Regions from separate parts of the Homo sapiens genome. Here region 1 is linked to region 2. Evidence: chromatin contacts called from ENCODE Hi-C data. All regions are on one chromosome and are shown on one strand. The core of a region is the stretch at or near the end of the contact, and the rest is flanking DNA. Distances in the headings are between cores, read along the strand shown. Region 1 overlaps PNKD (PNKD metallo-beta-lactamase domain containing). Region 2 overlaps XRCC5 (X-ray repair cross complementing 5).

Evidence for each region. A loop is a pair of places that touch in the nucleus more often than their neighbours do. Pooled maps may share reads with other maps.
Region 1: a pooled map shows a loop between it and region 2 (3-fold over the local background). The contact joins two enhancer-like sites. A Hi-C loop is called at or near these places in 3 of 50 pooled maps.

What each region holds. Positions count from the first base shown.
Region 1 is chr2:218,327,348-218,333,870 of GRCh38, reverse strand. All of the region lies in intron 2 of PNKD (PNKD metallo-beta-lactamase domain containing), which reads right to left. It overlaps CATIP-AS2 (CATIP antisense RNA 2), which reads left to right. Exons shown (of 4, transcript NR_125777.1): 3 at 5,912-6,067. It overlaps LOC124906179 (small nucleolar RNA U13), which reads right to left and starts at 5,291; the gene lies at 5,191-5,291. RefSeq lists enhancers at 3,237-3,286, 3,371-4,197, 4,027-4,236. Within about 2 kb of position 1,375, at least 4 of the 41 ENCODE cell types and tissues checked have a DNase peak (open chromatin) inside an H3K27ac peak, as active enhancers do.
Region 2 is chr2:216,113,264-216,119,549 of GRCh38, reverse strand. XRCC5 (X-ray repair cross complementing 5) reads right to left here. Exons shown (of 21, transcript NM_021141.4): 3 at 2,708-2,891; 4 at 1,756-1,804; 5 at 385-507. Among named protein-coding and RNA genes, the nearest start is that of XRCC5, 7.1 kb to the right of the region's middle. RefSeq lists enhancers at 4,322-4,371, 3,714-4,646, 4,530-4,824, 4,550-4,844, 5,262-5,331. Within about 2 kb of position 4,694, at least 17 of the 41 ENCODE cell types and tissues checked have a DNase peak (open chromatin) inside an H3K27ac peak, as active enhancers do.

The sequences.
Region 1 (6,523 bases), core at 126-2,625, 2.2 Mb before region 2:
AGTGTTGGGATTATAGGTGTGAGCCACGGCGCCTGGCCCAAAATGAAAAGTTAAAAAATAAAATTAAATAAAATCACCCTTTCCTCTGACAGACACCACCTTGCACCGATGCCTGAGTCCCATTCCTGTCTTCATTTCTCGCTACATGGGCTTATGGAAAGAACAGAGGCTCTGGCAACAGAAAGATCTGGGCTCCCATCATAGCCTGGCCCCTGTTGACTCTGTGACCTTGGGCAAGTCATGAGTTTCACAGATGAGGTTCCTCATCTATAACATGGCAATGCTGTGACTTACCCCGAAGGACTGTGTGAAGATTAAGTGCCTAAAATAAGAAAACTAATGTAAAGCACTCAGCCGAGAGCCTGGCAAGTGGAAGATGTTTAGCAACTGTTGTTTCCTTCCCAAATTCAGCCAGGAAGTCCTCCCAGCTGCTAGAGCAGGGTCATGCACATCTGGGAGGGGTGATAAGCTCCCCGCCTCCCCTTACTAAATGCTGACTACGTGTTCCCAGGTTCTGTCCCTAAGAAAGGACAGATCTGTGCGGGCAGGGACTCTGCACCAAGAAGCCGCAGTAAACAAGGCCCCTCCTTGTCACTCGCTGTATCTGGCAAATACTGTGCATGATGGACACAGTGGAGACAGCAGAAACAAGGCAGAAGGGGTCCTGCTTTCGGGGAGCTTGTAATGTGGGGAAAGGGAGGGCCAACAGACATTAAACCAGAAACCGGATTAGTCAGCAAACTGCCAGTAACTATGGCTGGGGGTGGAAAAGAGTGGCCGGAAGGGAAGAGGCCCTACTGTAGACAGGGTGCCCAGGGAAGGCCTCGTCCCCAGAGGGTGACATTCGTGCTGGAAACTGCAAGACCGAGCCAGCGGCATGGACGGTTCTGGGTGATGTGGCACCAAGGCAGGAGGAGTGTGGAATTTTAGGAATTGTCAGGAGGCCTCGGAGTCTTTGGGCAGGGCTGGAGGGACCAACAGTGCTGGAGAAGGGGTTGGTGAGGTGGGCAGGGGCCAGGCCATGCAGAGAGTGGAAAATGGCTGGTGGTTGTTAGAACAGGGTGCACAGGATCAGACTCCCTTTCTGAGAGCTCACTGGGCTGCTGAGTGGAGAAAAGGGGCAGGAGGTACCGAGTCATCCAGGTGGGAGAGAGACAGGGGCCTGGATAGAGGGGGTGCTGAAGGTGGAGAGGGTGGGGTGGCAGGGGGATGGGAGACCTGTGCCTGGCTTGGATGTGGGCTAGGGACAGGTTGCAGTCCTTGCTGGCCTGAGGTCTTGATCTTTGGGCAAAGCAGGAGAAGGCAGGGCTGAGATGGGGAAGGAGGAAGGGAAGGGGAGAGCAGCCTGAGGACCTAGTGGCTCTCCCCAGCCCTGTGCCCTGCCCTGCCAAGGGCTTCCACAGGACTCTCTAAGCCACTTAGCTTAGGCTCTCCCTCCATCTGCCTGCAGAATTGGTGAGTGACAGTCCCCATGGTCAGCTCCCCATCCTGCTTCTTCTCTTTCTGGGAAAGGCCCCCTGTCCTCGCAGTTGCATTTAGCCCTCTCCCTGGCATATGCAACCAAAACAGGATCCCTCTCAATTTTGCCTTCCACTGCCCCCAGCGCAGCCTCACCTGTGAGAACAGGCCCTGGAAACTCACCTAGGGCCTTACAAGAGCCTCTGTCCCCCAGCTCTCTACCTCCAACCCAAACTGCAAAGCACTGGCAAAAAGAAGTTCCTAAAGCGCCGCATTTTGCTGAGACTTGCTCCTGCTCAAAAGTCTTCAGTGGCTCCTCACTGCTTATTAGCAAATGTCCAACTTCCAGTCAGGCCTTCTGGAAACTGAGACCACAGCAGGGACTGCCTCCTCCCCTCCTGTACCGCCCAGTGATAATCCCGTGCTCCCAAGAGTGAAAGGGCGGAAACCCCCTAAATGACTGCCACCAGCAAAATGTACAAATAAATCCCAACATACTCAGACCTTGGAAAACTGCACAGCAAGGGAAACACATGATCTAGAGCAACAGGTTTCAACATTCACAAAGCTCAAGCACGTATTGTTATGCTGAGACATACCACAGAGAAAACAATATGACTATATTCATTAAAAATACAAAAGCATGGCTGGGCGCGGTGGCTCACGCCTGTAATCCCAGTGCTTTGGGAGGCCGAGGTGGATGGATCACCTGAGGTCAGGAGTTGGAGACCAGTCTGACCAATATGGTGAAACCCCGTCTCTACTAAAAATACAAAAATTAGCCGGGCATGATGGTGCAAGCCTGTAATTCCAGCTACTTGGGAGACTGAGGCAGAACTGCTTGAACCTGGCAGGCAGAGGTTGCAGTGAGCCAAGATTGTGCCACTGCGCTCCAGCCTGGGTGACAGAGCAAGACTCCCTCTAAAATAAAAAAATAAATAAATAAAAATAAAAATAAAAAGCATGCAAAACAATCCTGTATATTTGTTTTGGGTTTTTTTTTTTGAGACAGAGCTTCGCTCTTGTTGCCCAGGCTGGAGTGCAATGGCATGATCTCAGCTCACTGCAACCACCGCCTCCCGGGTTCAAGCGATTCTTCTGCCTCAGCCTCCCGAAGTAGCTGGGATTACAGGTGCCCACTACCACATTTTTTGCATTTTTAGTAGAGACGGGTTTCACTATGTTGGCCAGGCTGGTCTTGAATTCCTGACCTCAGGTGATCCACCTGCCTCGCCCTCCCAAAGTGCTGGGATTACAGGCATCAGCCACCATGTCCGGCTGGAACCTGTGCCCTTCTGTCTTCAATCCCCCGTCCCACCTTCCCAGGATGTCACTGCCCCATGTTATGGCCCCTGGTTTCTTAAGCCATTACCAGAGATACGGCTTCTTCTGTTGCTGGAGGCAAGAAGCAGGAACTCACTCCCCTAACCTCAGTTTCCCTTTCTGTCAAATTGAGTGCTCCCTTGCAGGCTGGGCCAGTAAGTTCATGTGACTCACAAGAAAATACTGATGCCCTAGGCCCAGATGTGGGTTCACGCTCTCTCCATGGGCTTCCCAGGCACAGTCAGCAAGCTGGGATCCAGGACAGTGCTTCTCTAAGATGGGCCTTGGCCCACCTATATTAGAATGATCTGGGGGTGCTGGTTAAACAAAAAGATTCTGACCTTCTTCTCCTCCTCCCTCTTCCTAGATTTTGATTCAGCAGTTCTGGGGACAGGAACTACCCATCATCACCTCACCAAAAAGAAAATAAAATTTCCCAATTGGTCCTCTGGGACTTAGGTGGGAGGCAGAAAAACCATTCTGCAAGATGGGGAGCAGCCAGCCTGGGCAAGTGGCAGCTGCCCCAAGGGACCCTCCCTGTGGGGTTACAGCTGCAGACAGCACCAGCACCTCCAGTGTAGGGTCAAAGTGCACCTTCCACTCCTTGCCTCAGTGAGCCAGCAGTTGGTGTCTCTGGTATCTGAATGTGAGCCTCCAGCCCCGTGGGAGGCAATGTGGGACAGCTGGGGACAGTGAGCCACTGCCCCCCCAGACGCCCCTCCCTCTGGCACACAGTGGAAAACACACAATGAAGCTCTTCTCTCCTCCGTGGGGCCATTTCACCATCCTGGGCAGCCCTGAGAGAAGCCTGAAGGTTTTCAAGCCTCTGTCCCAGCTAGGCCCAGGGCCGGCCTCAGGCCAGGGGGAGTAGGAAGGAGGGTGGAAGGCAGGGGAGCAGCATAACAGGGGCTCTGCCTCCCACAGAATGATCTGGAAAGCCCCTATTGCCAGGGTCACCTGCCTTGACTCCTCCCTTCCTCCTACACCCCTTAAATGTCCCCCCGATCCCACAAGGCCCCAGACTCCACTGGGACCCAACAGGCAAGCTCAGGCTGGTGGGGCCTGGCCGGGGACTGTTCTGGTTTCTCCCTTCATGTCCTCAGGACCCAGACTGCCCAGGCTCTGCATCTCACCAACGACAGGGCACTCCTAATGAAACAGAACTGAAAGTGCCTGTCTGAGAGCTGAGGGACCTGGAGGGCCACCAGGACACAGTGTTCTATGGGACCCGAGGTCTGCTTAGAGGCCCCTCAGGAATGCAGAGAGCAGCTCCATGTTTTGTGCATTCTCAAAACTGAGGAAACTGAAGAAGATAACAAAACAGCTAAAAAGCCCTTGAGGGTAAGGGTTTCCCCGAAGTTGCCAGCATGCCTGGGGGCGTGGGGACTTCCGCATGCACAGGAGAGGGACAGGGCTGCTCCGTGGTCAAAAGAGGAGATCCCCAGGTCAGGGTCTGCCATCGCCCTGCCCATCCCAGGACAGGTTCTTCCCCAGACTTCACAGCCCTCTCCAGAGGACGCCCATCTGTCACTGACGGAAGGGGAGGGGCTGCTGAGGGCTCTTGGCTAGGACCAGAAGCACAGTAAGAGCTGGTGGCCTCTCCATGGTCTCAGCCCTGGCTGGGAGGCCTTGGCTAGTTCTGTCTCCATGTGTGTAATCCCAGGCCACCTGCCCGCCAAGGGCTCTGGGCTTTGTTTAGTTTTGGTTTGTTTCTTGTGGCTTTCCCCTTCTCTCCTCGCTCATCGCAATCCCAGGCCTTCCTGATTCGATCATGCTCCCTGAGCTAGGCCTGAGGGTCCCAGAGGGCCACCAAGGACACAGGGTTCTAGTGGAGCCGGGTCTGCTCCAAGGCCCCTTAGTTTTTGCTTGATTGTTTGTTTTGACACAGAGTCTTGCTCTGTCATCCAGGCTGGAGTGCAGTGGCGCGATCTCCACTCACTGCAACCTCTGCCTCCCAGTTTGAAGCGATTCTCCTGCCTCGGCCTCCTGAGTAGCTGGGATTACAGGGGTGCGTGACCATGCCCAGTTAATTTTTGTATCTTTTAGTAGAGATGGGGTTTCGCCATGTTGACCAGGCTGGTCTCAAACTCTCGGCCTCAAGAAATCCACCTGCCTTGGCCTCCCAAAGTGCTGGGATTACAGGTGTGAGCCACTGTGCCCGGCCCCAAGGCCCCTTAGGAACACAGAGCAGTCAGGAAGGCCGGTCCGTGAACACCTAACTCCAGTACAAGCAAGAATGCGCACGGGAAGCTCGAAGAGGGAAGACAGTGCTGGGGGCGGTCTGGAGACAGAGGTTCATTTTGACTGAGGAGGCCGGGCAGGCTTCATGGAGAAAAGGGCACCTGAGCCAAGCTTTTCATTCATTTATTCATGCACGCATGCATTCATTCAGAAACTTTTTTTCTTTCACATCAGACGGATACCGTGCTGACATCATCACAAGGTTTGAGGGAGGTGCATCTTACCTATGTGTGTGAAAACCCAGTCATACTTAGGAATTACAAAAGGATCATTCAGAGGCATTTAGTAAGGGCCACCTAGGTGCCAGGCACTGTTCTGGAATCTGGGATACAGTCTTGAACAAAGTTTCTCCCCCTGTGTAGCCATATTCTGGTTGGGGGAGAAAAACAATCAACATTTAGTGTGTCCCATGGTGATGTGAACTAGGGTGAACATAAAGCCAGAGAGGGGACAGGGTGCAGGGGTGAGGGTGGTGCTATTTTTATGTGAGGTGGTCAGGGCAGGGCTCTCAAATAAGGCAAAATTTGAGCAGAGACCTGAAGGAAGTGAGGCAGCAAGCCATGTGGAGCCACAGAAAGGCCTGATGGTAGGGTTGTCTTGGTGTATTTGAGGCCTGGGATTACGACCGGCAGAAACAGAATTAGCCCAGACCTCTCAGCTAGGACTGAAGCACCGTGGAGAGGCCACCAGCTGTGGCTGAGACAGAGGAACAGGCTGAAGGGTGCTAAAAGATGTGGTAAGGATGGGCAGGTCACAGAGGGCCCTGAAGCCACTCTTCGAATGGACTTGGACTTCATGAGAGAGGTGGGAACTCGCCGGAGGAGTTTGAGCAGAGAAGTAATCCATTCCTGACTTAAGTAACAGTTTCCTTTTTTTTTTTTTTTTTCAGATGGAGTTTCACTCTTATCACCCAGGCTGGAGTGCAATAGCGCAATCTTGGCTCACTGCAACCTCTGCCTCCTGGGTTCAAGCGATTCTCCTGGCTGGCCCAGAGTGGTGGCAGTGGAGGCAGGGAGAAGTGTTCACATTCTGGGTACCTTTGAAGGTGAGCTTTGAAGATGCAACAGAATTTGACAGTAGAGATGTAGGGAGGAAGGAAGGCAGGACAGGTCAGACAGAAGTGCAGGAACAGCTCAGGCCTGGGGGAGATGAAACTGGGCAGGTCTGTAGGGGGTGTGGGAAGGCTGCAAAGGCCTGGGCGAGGGGCGTGGCTCCATACTGTCGGCAATGTGGCTTGCAGAAGGGGACACTTGATCAGAGCCACACTTTGAAGACGAACCAGGCAGCAGGGGGAAGCTGTGTCAGTGGGGAGAGCAGAGAGCAGCAGGGAGGCATGAGGCTGCTGTGGGTGCTCTGGCCACAGTTCTCCACGGTCCCACAGGCCCCAGAAAGGAAAAGGATCCTGCTCCCCTCCTGCCAGGCTGCGACATGGATAGCCCAGCTCACTGCATCTACCTGGCCTCATTCGGGGGGCTGGGAGGATTCACTCAAGGACCCTTCC
Region 2 (6,286 bases), core at 3,445-5,944:
AGCTGTTTAAGAAAAAAAAAAATCCATCAATCTGCTAATTGTTTGGGTAAAGCCTTCTATGCAGGAAGGAGACAAATTGAATATCCTCAAAGGGTTCTTCTAATCCTCAATTCTTTGAGTCTAAGAACACTAAACAATGATCTGCCACTAAGCTCAATTCTTCTGGATCACTGACTTTCATCTTTTTGTCACGACCACTCAGAACAGTTCCTAGAACACAGAGAGTAACCAGCAAATGTTTGCTGAGTAGTCAGTCATCTGACAGATTCAGCCTTGGAGCAGAAAGCGAAAATTCCCATAAACCAAGTACTCTATACAGAGGGCCCATTCACTATATTAGGAAATCATAGGATTTGTCTACATGCATTATTCTTAGGATCTTACAAGAATTGCAGGGAGATGTCACATTTCTTCAAGCTATGAATTATAATATCCAGCTGACTTTTGCTGAATCGGCTGCTGAGGTCAGTGAATATTTCAATATGCCTCTTCTCAAACTTCTTTCCTCTAAAAGAGAGAGTTATCATATTAAGAAATCATTCTCCTGAATTATTTTTCTACAAATTCAAATACACTTGGTCACTGAGGAGAGAAGCTTAGAAATGGATCTAGAGTTAATAAATGTGATTACATTCTAGTAGTCCAATTAAGTTCTTATTAAATTCATAATCAACCCTGATACACTTTATACTTTGAACATCTTGGCCAAAATGTCTGGGTATTATGGAAATGTTATGTTTCTGGATTCCGAACTCAAATGTGATGAAAAAATATCCCTTCCCAGCCTCCACATAGGCAGAATGTAAACAAAGAATTCTCCCAGCATACTCTAACTTCAGCCTTGCTCAGGTTCACTTTCTAAATATCCTGCTCTGACTCCATGCACAGATTTTGTGTGGCAAGATTTGGCAGAGGATGTACAGAGATTGAGAAATGATTACACAGATTTAGGTCTGGGATTTTAGTGCAAATGATTTTCCTGACAGGCAAGAGGTATGTGTACATGCACATATATGTCTCCAGAGATACACTTCCAAGGCACAATAATTAAATAAATACTGAATTAGGAAGCAGGCCAGGCATGGTGGTTCATGCCTGTAATCCTAACACTTTGGGAGGCCAAGATAGGAGGACTGCTTGAAGCCAAGAGTCTGAGAAAACCTGGGCAAAATAGTGAGACCGTCTCTGCAAAAATAAAAATTTTAAAATTAGCTGGACTTGGGTGTGCACCTGTAGTCCCAGCTACTCAGGAGGCTGAGATGCAAGGATCTCTTGAGCCCAGGAGATCAAGCTGAGGTTGCTGTGAGCTATATTGGCACCACTGCACTCTAGTCTGGGTGACAGAACAAGACCCCAACTCAAAAAAAAAAAAACAACAAAAAACATACACACACACAACAAAAAAGGGAAGTTGGCCAGAGTTACCATGCACTTAATATCAATGACATATGGCTTATACCACTTAGTGTTTTTTAAAATTCCTGGTAATCAGCTTAAGTCTAATAGGAAGTAAACTGAAATAAGCCAAATGTTTTATTTCTTCCAGAGAAATAATCACCGAGTACAGCCCTTCCCCTTTTAAAACTTTTAAAAAACAGAGAGGTTGGACTGAACCATTCAATTCTATAAAATGTTTCTCTTGTCACACAAACATGCAGCTTGATTAACAATGAATCACAAAATACATTCAATACATTAACCCATACAATTTTTGCAAAAAGATTCTCTTCCAGCTCTCTTCCTTGGAACACTTACATTGTTTCATGTTGAATCACATCCATGCTCACGATTAGTGCATCCAGGACTCAGCTAGTTAAGGATAGGGATATCACCAAACAGTCTCTTCATGTGAACACGCAACTCTTTCCAATGAAGTCCACCGTGCTGGAAATTGTGGACACTGAACTATGTGATGACTTAAAGTACTTGCCTGAGTGCCCTTCTTCCAAAGTTCACTAACATATATTCATACATTCTATATATCAAACTATATATTCTGCCAAAAACAACCAAGAAATATAAACAAAAGGTAATCTAACACATTGCATTCATTTAACCAAAAATTATGTCATTTAATAGTATCTAGAACCCATTCTTGGTGGCCACAGTCCATTCTTAAATATGAAGCGAACCATAATGTAGCATTTGCAAGTCACTCCTAACACAACAGCACTTCCCAGTGATCAGGAATAGCACTACTAACTGATTAGAAAAAGAACAAGAGTGATGATCCCTTAAAATTAGGGGACCTGTGGAGTAAACTGGAAATCTCACTTTGGGTATCAATCTGATTTCTGGCACAAAAACATCTTCCATCCAGAAAAAAAGGAGAGAACATTGGGAGGATGCTCTTCTAAAAATATTTTCTATCCGCCTCCAAACATTTCTAACGAGCACCACTAAAACCCTCTGCATATAGTCAATGCTCACATATACTCCCTAGGATCTTCCCCCTTCCTATGCCTCCCAACCTCTCAGTATCACCCATGCAGAGAACAGGGAAGTGAGTGGAGGGCTGGGAGCCCAGGCACTGTTTTAAACTGATTAATTTCACATTAAACCCTATTAACACATTACCTCCCCCTCCTCAGAGCAAAATATACCCATATACTCATAGCTGAAACTCTGGGGGTGTCTCATCAAACTGCTGTACGATTCCCAGAATAAAGGAAATTTCTTAAAGTCTTCTCTGGCAGAAAAAGGATACAGTCAGCCTGTTGAGAACCTGGTTGGATTTTGCTTTCAATGTCCTCCAGCAAATCAAAATCTGGTAGCATCAGATGTCTGTGCACTGTGATGTTCTGATACTGATCCCCACCAGAAAGGGGATTGTCAGTGCCATCTGTACCAAACAGGACTAAAGCAATCTCATCCTTGTTCTCAGCAAACACCTAGAAAAAAATGTCAGATGGCTGAAAACCATATTAGAACAATCTGGAAGCAATAAAATACCTAACCTTCAGGGAGCAGGACAACCAGACCTCCCTATGGCAGGTCCCTGGGGCCATATAGTATTGGGCGGGATGAAACATGAGACTTACAGACAATGACAATTCTTAGGTTCTGAACAGATGTTTTTCATTGACCATAAGTCTCACCCTTCATTTCAGCAGAAGTTGAGGTGTGGAAATAGGAGGGTAGTAAGTGTTCTTGATGATTTCCAGCGAAATCAAACTCTAATTCTCAATGAGAGAACCAAAAATGGGTAATGTGAAAAGATTTTAGTATGTCTTTATGGAATGTCTAAGGTTTAAATTTTCCAGAGGTTAAAAAAAAAAGTGCAGGATAGCCTATATCCCAGCAATTTCAGGGGCAGGCATATACAGTATACCCTAGAAAAATTATGTACAGATAGGAAGTTTACACTTCAGCACTGTTTATGATAGGGCAAAAACTGGAAGCAAACTATCAAACAGGAGAATGCAAAAATACATTGCAGAATATTTATACAACGAAATATCATACTCCAGTAAAAATGAATAAATTTGTGCAACACGTATCAACATGAATAGATCTAAAATAAGTTGATAAAAGATATGCTGCAGAATTACATGTAGCATATAAAACCATTTACACTTTTGACAGCTTTATACAATACTAAGTATTTATGAATATATACTTATGTCCAAGTATAAAATATACATGGTAATAACTACCAAAATCCTGAGAAAAGGAGAAGAGAAAAAAAGGGTAAGGAAGGGCCTCCAGGTTTATCTGTAACACTTTATTAAAAAAAAAATCAAACAAATATGAAACATTAGGATTTACAGCATAAGACAATGGGAAAATTGGTTACCTGTATATTCTCCATATTTGCCTATTTTATGAAATATTTCATAATGAAATATAAAAACAAAAAATAGTATCTGACACAAAAGACAGTCCTGTCTAATTATTAACATAAGCCTTTTTACATTGATGGGGAAGAGTGCTGTATGGAGAGATAATGGAATTCTGTCATTCTTCATTTTTGTAGGGTCTGTTTAATCCTTTAGTCTGTAAACAACACAACAATTCCCAGTTGTACATGGACTAACGGTGTCTGGGTGCCTGCTGCTGGATTCAAGCATGCGTAGCATACTGGCTGGGCAGGTATCTGCCGCCTAGACAAGCATCCATCTTAAGGCAAGGTAATCTTGCCCTAGACAAAATCTCAGTCATGGGAGGGGAGGAAATTCTGAATGTAGTATGGGACTGGCACTAAGTTCCTGATTCTGACTTCCTGATTCTGACTCTTTCTCTCTACAACAAAAACAAACAAACAAAAAAACACCTATACTCTTGTTACTGGGGTGTAAGTCGGCAGTTATCCAGAGAAACTCCGGAGTGGCGACTCCGCAGTAATCTCGGTTCTTGGTCTTCTCGAAGTAAACAATTGAAACGACAGACATAAGCAAGGTTTAAAGCAGGAGGAAAAATTTATTTTAAGCAAAGTGAGAGTTTACTGGAGAAAGCAGAGTACACTTGGAAGAGAACCAAGAGGGCCACGTGAAAAATCAAGTGCCCTGCGCCCTTCTTTGTTTAGTTTTTAGACCGCCCCGCCCCCCAACCACCGGCGCCATCTTTTCCCGGGCTTCCAGTCTCCTTTGTTCCTCCCTTGAGCAGCCCGAATTAATCAACGCATGCGCACTAGCCCTGCTACTGCTTAAGAGGGGGCCGCATGCGTAGTGTGGTTACTAGTCATGCGCATGCTCAGTAGCGGCAACTCGGCATTATTGGTCGAGCGCCCCCAGAGGCAGCTTTTATACCAGTTAAAGTTCACCATCTTGCTCTTTTACTGCGCATGCTCGAAACCTTAAGGATTATAGCTTGCTAACTCCAGGTGTTTTCTGTCTGTTAAGATTCCTGTAATTCCTGACACCAATCATGGCCACTTATTACCTTACAGTGATAGTTTTATGCCCGCCTGTCTTCCCCTCGATGATAACCTGACAGCTTTGGGGCCCCTCCCTTGCCCTGCTCATCACTTCAGAGGGACGGATTTCTAATTGCCTAACCATGGCTTCACAAATGCCCAACATTCTCGGGGGCCCTCTCTCCTGCCCTGCTCATGTCTACTTACCTTCTCTAACAGCATACCAGGGGACAGCCACACTACTTGAATTCCACCAACACAACTATAACCAAGAACAGGGTTAGAGCACCTTCCTTGACACAACACCTCAAGGACTCCAGGTCATCAAGATTTTTAAAAATCTAGAATGACAGGTGGGAAGTACTAGTGCCCAACGGAAGTGTAAACACACAGAAGAAACAGAAGTGTCCAGGAGGAGCAGCAGTAGACAATGAAAGAAGCAGGAACTCATGGACTTAGCAAAAGTGGCAGTCATACCAAGTAGAAGGGGCAGAAATAAAAACAGCTGATGCTTACATAGTGTTTACAATATTCCAAGCACTATTCTAAGCACTTTATCTACATTAATTCTTTTATTCTTCAAAACTACCCTATGTGACAGGTATCATTATTCTCATTTTACACATGGGACACTGAGGCACTGTAGTAGCTAACCTCCAAGATAGCCACCATCCGTTCTTTCTCTCCTTGTATTTGCAGGCTACTCTTTTTATCAAGAGAGGGAGTCTAATTCTCCTCCCTTAAATGTGACCTAACCTTAGTGTCTTGCTTGACTAACAGAAAACAGAAATGACTTTCTGGGGCTTCTAAAAATAGGTCTTAAGAAGCCACATAGGCAGGGTCTCATAGAAAACCCATTCTTGGGATACTCCTTAGAACCAGCTGCTTCATGTGAAAATTGAAACTATACAGAAACCACATGTAGAGATTCTAACGGACAGCCCCAACTGAGCTCACAGCCACTAGAAAGCATCGTCTTCCAGCCATGTGAGTGAGCCATTTTGGACATCTGGTCCAGTTGAGCCTTTGGGTGACTCCAGCCCCAGCTGCCATCTGATTGCAACTGCGTAAGAGGCCTCAATAGAGAATCACCCAACTGAGCAACCCAGTCATCCCACAGAACCATGAATGATGAATTTTTAAAATGTTACTTGAGACACTACATTTTGGGGTAGTTTATTACACAGCAAAAGATAACTGAACTAGTCACAAACAAGTTGAGGGACTTGTTCAACATCAGAAGGTTAGTAAATGACATGGCAGAGCAAGGATACAAACCCAAGCCATCTGTCTCTAGAGATTGTGCTTTTAAACATTACTTTTTACTGCCTCTTGTTTCCGATAAAAACTGTAATATCTAGTGAAGGGGCCAAAACGAGGGAAGAAAAAATATCAGACTCTAGTGGTAGGTGAAGTTGTATGTGAGTACAT